Linked DNA regions of Homo sapiens: region 2 is linked to region 1. A link is a contact called in ENCODE Hi-C or POLR2A ChIA-PET data. All regions are on one chromosome and are shown on one strand. Each heading gives the region's core, a stretch centred on a gene start or an enhancer-like site at or near the end of the contact. The rest is flanking DNA. Distances are from core to core; before and after follow the strand shown. Region 1 overlaps TNFSF9 (TNF superfamily member 9). Region 2 overlaps VAV1 (vav guanine nucleotide exchange factor 1).

Region 1 (3,409 bases), core at 910-3,409:
ACTCCGTCTCAAAAAAAAAAAAAAAAAAACCACAAAAATTAGCTGGGCGTGGTGGCACATGCCTGTAGTCCCAGCTACTCTGTAGGCTGAGGCAGGAGAATTACTTGAACCAGGGAGGCAGAGGTTCCAGTGATCTGAGATTGTGCCACCACACTCCAGCCTGGGCAACAGAGTGAGACTTCAACTAAGAAAAAAAAAAAAAGAAAGAAAGAAACACAGAAGCAGTCCAAGCCTCTGATAAACTCCCTGAATAAATGCTTAAAAACTCCTAGTCTGTAAGAGAGTGTGCCTCTGACCTAACTCGGCTAGAAGCCCCTCTCAGGTTTATTTTCTCTAAAATAAACCTGTCCTTGACTGTTAAGCCACCTTTCATGTTTCTTTCCTCTTTCTTTAATTCTTACAGATGGTGGAGGATTGCTCAAGCCCAGGAATTTGAGACCAGCCTAGGCAACATAGCAAGACCTCATCTCTACAAAAAAATAAATAAAATTGCCAGGTGCAGTGGCTCACGCCTGTAATCCCAACACTTTGGGAGGCCAAGACAGGAGGATCCCTTGAGGTCAGGAGTTCAAGACCAGCGTGGGCAACATGAGGAGACCCCGTCTTTACAAAATTAAATTAAATTAAATTAAAAACAAGCCTCTAGAAGTTGGAAAAACAAGGAAAGCAATTATCCTCTAGAGCCTCCAGAAGGAAAGCAATCCTTCAGTCAACTTGATTTTAGCTTAGGGGAGCTCAGAACCCCAAGGGGGCCAGGCACGGTGGCTCACGTCTGTAATCCCATCACTTTGGGAGGCCAAGGCAGGCAGATCACTTGAGGTCAGGAGTTCGAGGCCAGCCTGGCCAACATGGCAAAACCCCAGCTCCACTAAAAATACAAAAAAAATAGCCAAGAGTGGTGGCCTGTACCTGTAATCCCAGCTACTCAGGGGGCTGAGGCAGGACAATCACTTAAACCCAAGAGGCAGAGGTTGCAGTGAGCCAAGACTGCGCCACTACACACCAGCCTGGGCAACTGATGAGAGTCTTTCTCAAAAAAAAAAAGAAAAAAGTAGGTGTGGACACAGAGCCAAACTATATTAATGACCTTCTTTGGAAATAGGGTCTTTGCAGATGTAATTATTTAAATTAAGATGAGGTCATATTGGAAGAGGATGGGCCCTGAATCCAGCATGACTGGTGTCCTTATAAAAAGGGGAGAGTTCGGGCCTGGTGCCTTACACCTGTAATCCTGGCACTTTGGGAGTCTGAGGCAGGAGCGTTGCTCGGAGTTCAAGACCAGCCTAGGCAACATAGCAAGACCCTGTCTCTACAAAAAAAACAATACATAAAAAGGAAGAAGAGGCCGGGCATAGAGGCTCATGCTTGTAATCCCAGCACTTCGGTAGGCCAAGGCAGGTGGATCGCTTGAGGTCAGGAGAAGTTCAAGACCAGCCTGGCCAACATGGTGAAACCCAGTCTCTATTAAAATAGAAAAATTAGCTGGGTGTGGTGGCATGTGCCTGTAATCCCAGCTATTCGGGAGACTGAGGCAGGAGAATTGATTGAACCCGGGAGGTGGAGGTTGCAGTGAGCCGAGATGGCGCCACTGCACTCCAGCCTGGGTGACAGAGTGAGACTCCTTCCATCTCAAAGAAAAAAACAGGAAGAAGAGACAAAGAAATGAAGTCACACAGAAAGAACACAGCCATGTGACCAACAGAGGCAGAGACTGGAGGATTGCTGGCAACCACCAGAACTTAGGAGGAGGCAACGAAGGCCTTCTCCCTGGAGCCTTTAGAATGAGCATGGCCCTGTCAAGACCTTGACTTTGGACTCTGGCCTGCAGAACCGAGCGAGAACAAAGCTCGTTTGCTTTAAGCCACCCACTTTACGGTACTTTCTTATGGCAGCCCTAGAAATCTATTAGGTTGAGGCAAAAGTTATTGCAGTTTTGCCATTAAAATGGCAACCCATGTCACCAGCAAGAGGCAAGAAGGAAATCAAAGTAGCTCTGGTGTCTCTCTGGAACTCTGTGGTCACACCTGAGTCTTTGCACAACTTCCTCTTCTCCACTCTCTAGCCTCTGTGGTCCAGCCCACCCACATTTCTGGGGAGACCTGATTGGCCCAGCTCAAGTCACGTGTCCAACCTGACCCAATCAGCTGGGACGAGAGAATTGAATCACCTGTTGCCAGGGGTCTTATTCAAAACAGGCAAACAACCCGCTACCAGACAGGCGGTGACCAATCAGATTTGACTAATCAGATTTGACACTGGCTCCTGGACCAGAATTGGGGGGAACCATCCTCCTCTCCCCACAAATCACATGTTAAGCCCTGGGTTGCAGAATCACAGGGCTATCTTAGCCAGCCAGAGGATGTGTCTAGTTATAGGGGTGGCCGTGAAAGATCTGTATGGTGGGGAAACTATGGGGCTGAAGAAACTGGCCAGCTCTGTAGAGCAGAGACGGACAGCGTGTGCTGGTAATTTAACAACCAACTCTCCAGAGGGAGGAAAAATGAGTGTTTATTATAAATTGTACTGGCATGTAAACAACCTTGGCAACATAGCAATACCGTCTCCGCAAAAAAATTAAAAAGTTAGCCAAGTGTGGTGGCACACAACTGTGGTCCCAGCTACTCGAGAGGCTGAGATGGGAGGATCACCTGAGCCTCGGGAGGTCGAGGCTGGAGGCTGCATTGACTCATGATTGCACCGCTGCATTCTAGCCTGGTTGACAGAACAAGACCATCTCAAAAAAAAGAAAGAAAGAAAAAAGCTAGCCCCCAAGTATCACACAGGAGGTGGAGGCTGGGGATGAGTCTTTAAATTCCTCACGTATTACCATAACTCAGATTTTCTTTCAGTCTATTTCTAGATGTTTCTATAGCCCCCTAGCCTGGGCACAATGCTGGCACATTACAGATGCTCAATACACACAAATAAGCAAATAAGTACAATGAATTAATAGAAAGGATGAATCCCAGTTGCTTGGGAGGCTGAGGCAGGAGGATCGTCTAAGTCCAGGAGTTCAAGACCAGCCTCGGCAATGTCGAAGACCCCCCCCCCCCCAAAACAACTCCTCTAAAAAAGTCCATTCACAAACTCAGGATCCTCTTTAAATAGAAATATATATATATATATAATATATATAATATATTATCTGAGCTCAGGCTCAGAATAAATATCAAGGTCCAACTTGGGGAAGGAGTGGGTGAGGAGGGTCCTCAAGGGGAGGTCAGCAGCAGGGACCCCTGCCAAGCCCCTTGAGGTAGAGAAAGCAGCAGGGACCCAGCACCAGGGGTCTCCATGAAGGATGGAGTAGGATTCGGACTCTGTCCAGGTGGGCTGCACCCAGGCTGGACGTTATTCCGACCTCGGTGAAGGGAGTCCGGCTGGGATTTCGGGGGTCACCCGGAAGAGTCCC
Region 2 (3,409 bases), core at 321-2,820, 290 kb before region 1:
AGAGGTTGCAGTGAGCCAAGACCGTGCCACTGCATTCCAGCCTGAACAACAGAGTGAGACTGTCTCAAAAACAAACCAACAAACAAACAAAATGAAAATTCTGTTTTGCTTTCCATTTTAGTCCTAGTGCCTAGAAGAGTGCCCTGGATATAGTAGGTGCTCAATTTAAAAACTGTTGAGTGGGCTCACGCTTATAATCCCAGCACTTTGGGAGGCCGAGGCAGGTGGATCACGGGGTCAAGAGATCGAGACCATCCTGGCCAACATGGTGAAACCCTGTCTCTACCAAAACTACAAAGATTAGCTGGGCGTGGTGGTGTGTGCCTGTAGTCCCAGCTACTCGGGAGACTGAGCCAGGAGAATCGCTTGAACCCAGGAGGCGGAGGTTGCGGTGAGCCGAGATTGTGCCACTGCACTCCGGCCTGGCGACAGAGCGAGACTCCATCTTAAAAAACAGAACAAAACAAACAAACAAAAAACACCTGTTGAGTGGATTAACACACACTTCCATGTAGATGTAGTCTGGCAAACAGGCACATGCCCAAGTGGAGAGGGCTAAGCTGCCGACTGCGTGGAGGACCCCATAGTTCCGGCGTCAAAGCCCCACCTTCTTGTTGTCTCGGTCTCCTGAAGAGTCATCCCGAACCTGGAAGCTGTGCAGGTTTACAAAGTCCTTGAGGTCATAGGAGTCTCCCCTGCGCTTACAGATGAGTAGAGCTTTGTCGAGCAGGAAGGCATACCTGGAAGGATGGATAACGCATTCCTGTCTGGCTCTTCCCAACTGTCCCCATCAGCCCTCTGACCAGTTCCTCCACATCCTGGTCCCACCCTGCCCTTCTCCTCCTCCTTGGCCAACTTGGCCATGCCCACCTGTCCATCCTGACTTCACCCACGTGATCCGCATTGGCCCTACTGCCTGTCAGTCTTCGCTCCACCCATACCCCTCGCTGGCCCTGTCCTGCCTGTCCATCAAGGCTCCACCGCCTTCTCTGGATGGGTCTACCACCTGTCTGTCTAGAAATCTTGCCTCACCCCCACTCAGGTCCCTCCCCAAATTCATCTTAATTCCACCTACAAGTCTACATAAGAACCTGGCCCCACCCCTACCCAGGCTCCACCCCAGATCTGTGTTGGCTCCACCCACCTGTCCATCTAGGAGCCTGGCCACGCCCCTATCCAGGCTCTTCCCCAGACCTATGTTGACTCCACCCAACTGCCTATCTAGAAACCTGGCCCCATCCCTACCCAGGCTCCACCACAGATATGGTTTGCTCCACTCACCTACCCATCTAGGAGCCTGGCCCCCACCTTGCCCAGGCTCCACCCAGATCTGTGTTGACTCCACCCACCTGCTCATCTAGGAGCCTGGCACCATCCCTGCCCAGGCTCCTCCCAGATCTGTGTTGACTCCACCCATCTGCCTATCTAGAAGCCTGGCTCTGCCCCTGCCCAGGCTCTGCTCCAGATCTATGTCGACTCCACCCACCTGTCCATCTAGAAGCCCGGCCCCGCCCCTGCCCAGGCTCCACCCAGATCTGTGTTGACTCCACCCACCTGCCCATCTAGGAGCCTGGTCCCACCCCTTTGCCCAGGCTCCATCCCAGATCCATGTTGACTCCACCCACCTGTCCATCTTGGAGCGCCGTTCCACCGAGGTGATCTTGAGTTCCCCGTCGATCTTGGGCCGGCCATAGTGAGCCAGAGACTGGTCCTATGCAGTAGGCAGGGGGTCTAGCAAGGGTCTCCCAAGAAAGGAGCCAGACACACACTCTCCCCACGTGGCCACACCCCTGGCCCACCCGGCTCCACCGCCTCACCAGGTTCTCAATGGACAGCTGGAAATTGGTGATCTGTCGCAGTGTCTCGTTGTCTCGCTTGACCTCGTTCACGCACTGAGCCAGGTCCTGGGGAGGGGGCAGGGGTGAACCTGGCCCCCCAACAGCCGACCCAGGCTCCTACCTAATCCCGGCTAGAGGATCAGCCCCTACCAGGAGGGTGTCTGCAGCAGGTGAGTCACCAGCACCCTACACCCACTCACCCTCATGGCATCCAGGGCCAGCCGCAGGTTCTCCTTCTCCATCGCCTCCTGCGTGTGTTTCACCAGCTCCTGAGAGAACCAAGACGTCAGACGTCACCTGGGCCCCTCCCCTTCTCCCTGCGGGGAGGGCCTTCCAAACAATGCTAGCTCACCAGCTCCTCCATCGTACTGCTGACCCTGGAGGCTGAGACATGACCCCAGTGACCCATCCCCGAGCGTCCTAGAGACCCAACCCCCAGAAGCCAGCCCCGTCCCCACTTTTATAGACACAGGAGAGTAGGTACGTGGAGCCCACGCCTAGAGATGTGCCTGGCACCTGGAGAAGGAGGTGATATTTGAGAACTCGCTGCATAGGCACCATCAGCAGGTCCCGCAGGGTGAACCTCCCGTTGTTGGCTCTCTGAGAACATTCCTGGGGAATCAGAGAACAATGGGGAAACTGAGGCAGGTCCCAGAAACAGCCAGTTGCAGGGTGGGTGCAGATAGATTTGAATAAATACGTGAGCAGCTCTCCACCCCAGAGCTGTGGGAATTTTTCTAGAGGCCAAAGCATCATATCTGCCCCCAAGGAAACAGGAAAAGGACTCCATGAGGTGGGGGCAGCTTGAGAACCACTGGAAGGAACTTTGGGAGGCCGAGGCGGGAGGATCACTTGAGGTCAGGAGTTCAAGACCAGCCTGGCCAACACGGGGAAACCCCGTCTCTGCTATGAAAAAAAAAAAAATAGCTGGCGTGGTGGCAGACTCCTGCAATCCCAGCTACTCAGGAGACTGAGGCAGGAGAATTGCTTGAACCCGGGAGGCAGAGATGGCATTGAGCTGAGATCACACCACTTCACTCCAACCTGGGTGACAGAGGGAGACTCCATCTCAAAAAACAAAGACAAACAAACAAACAAAAAAGCAATGGGAAGAGGCTGGGCACGATTGCTCAGGCCTGTAATCCTAGCTCTTTGAGAGGCTGAGTGGGTGAGTCGCTTGAGCCCAGGAGTTTGAGACCACCCTGGATAACATGGTGAAACCCCATCTCTGCAAAAAACACAAAAATTAGCCAGGAATGGTGGCATGCATCTGTAGTCCCAGCTACTCAGGAGGCCAAGGTAGGAGTTGGGAGGATTGCTTGAGTCCAGGAGGTCGAGGCTGTGGTGAGCTATGATCATGCCACTACACTCCAGCTTGGGGGACAGAATGAGACCCTGTCTCAAAAAAACAAAACAAAACAAAACAAACAAACAAACAAACCCACTGGAATGTGGCAAATGCTGCCTGGGATAGAGGTCCAGTATTCTGCCTGCTGAGGGGGGCTGGAGATGGGGAGGGGGACAGATCTGGAGAGCCCCCGTCCTCACCACCCCTGCCCTGTCTGTGTTTC

Evidence for each region. A loop is a pair of places that touch in the nucleus more often than their neighbours do. ChIA-PET counts read pairs that join two places held with the same protein, here RNA polymerase II (POLR2A). Pooled maps may share reads with other maps.
Region 2: a loop to region 1 is called in a pooled map, with 2.5 times the contacts of the local background. The contact joins two enhancer-like sites. A Hi-C loop is called at or near these places in 1 of 50 pooled maps. POLR2A ChIA-PET finds 5 or more read pairs at or near these places in 4 of 52 experiments (PC-9, RWPE1, activated CD4-positive, alpha-beta T cell and 1 more).

Annotation. Positions count from the first base shown.
Region 1 is chr19:6,535,006-6,538,414 of GRCh38, reverse strand. TNFSF9 (TNF superfamily member 9) reads right to left here. Exons shown (of 3, transcript NM_003811.4): 3 at 2,491-3,409. The coding sequence ends at 3,349. Among named protein-coding and RNA genes, the nearest start is that of TNFSF9, 5.7 kb to the right of the region's middle. RefSeq lists enhancers at 1,041-1,250, 1,561-1,660, 2,411-2,500, 3,361-3,409. Within about 2 kb of position 2,159, at least 3 of the 41 ENCODE cell types and tissues checked have a DNase peak (open chromatin) inside an H3K27ac peak, as active enhancers do.
Region 2 is chr19:6,827,117-6,830,525 of GRCh38, reverse strand. It overlaps VAV1 (vav guanine nucleotide exchange factor 1), which reads right to left. Exons shown (of 27, transcript NM_005428.4): 10 at 2,355-2,450; 11 at 2,039-2,107; 12 at 1,818-1,904; 13 at 1,626-1,711; 14 at 608-740. Among named protein-coding and RNA genes, the nearest start is that of VAV1, 56 kb to the right of the region's middle. Within about 2 kb of position 1,570, at least 4 of the 41 ENCODE cell types and tissues checked have a DNase peak (open chromatin) inside an H3K27ac peak, as active enhancers do.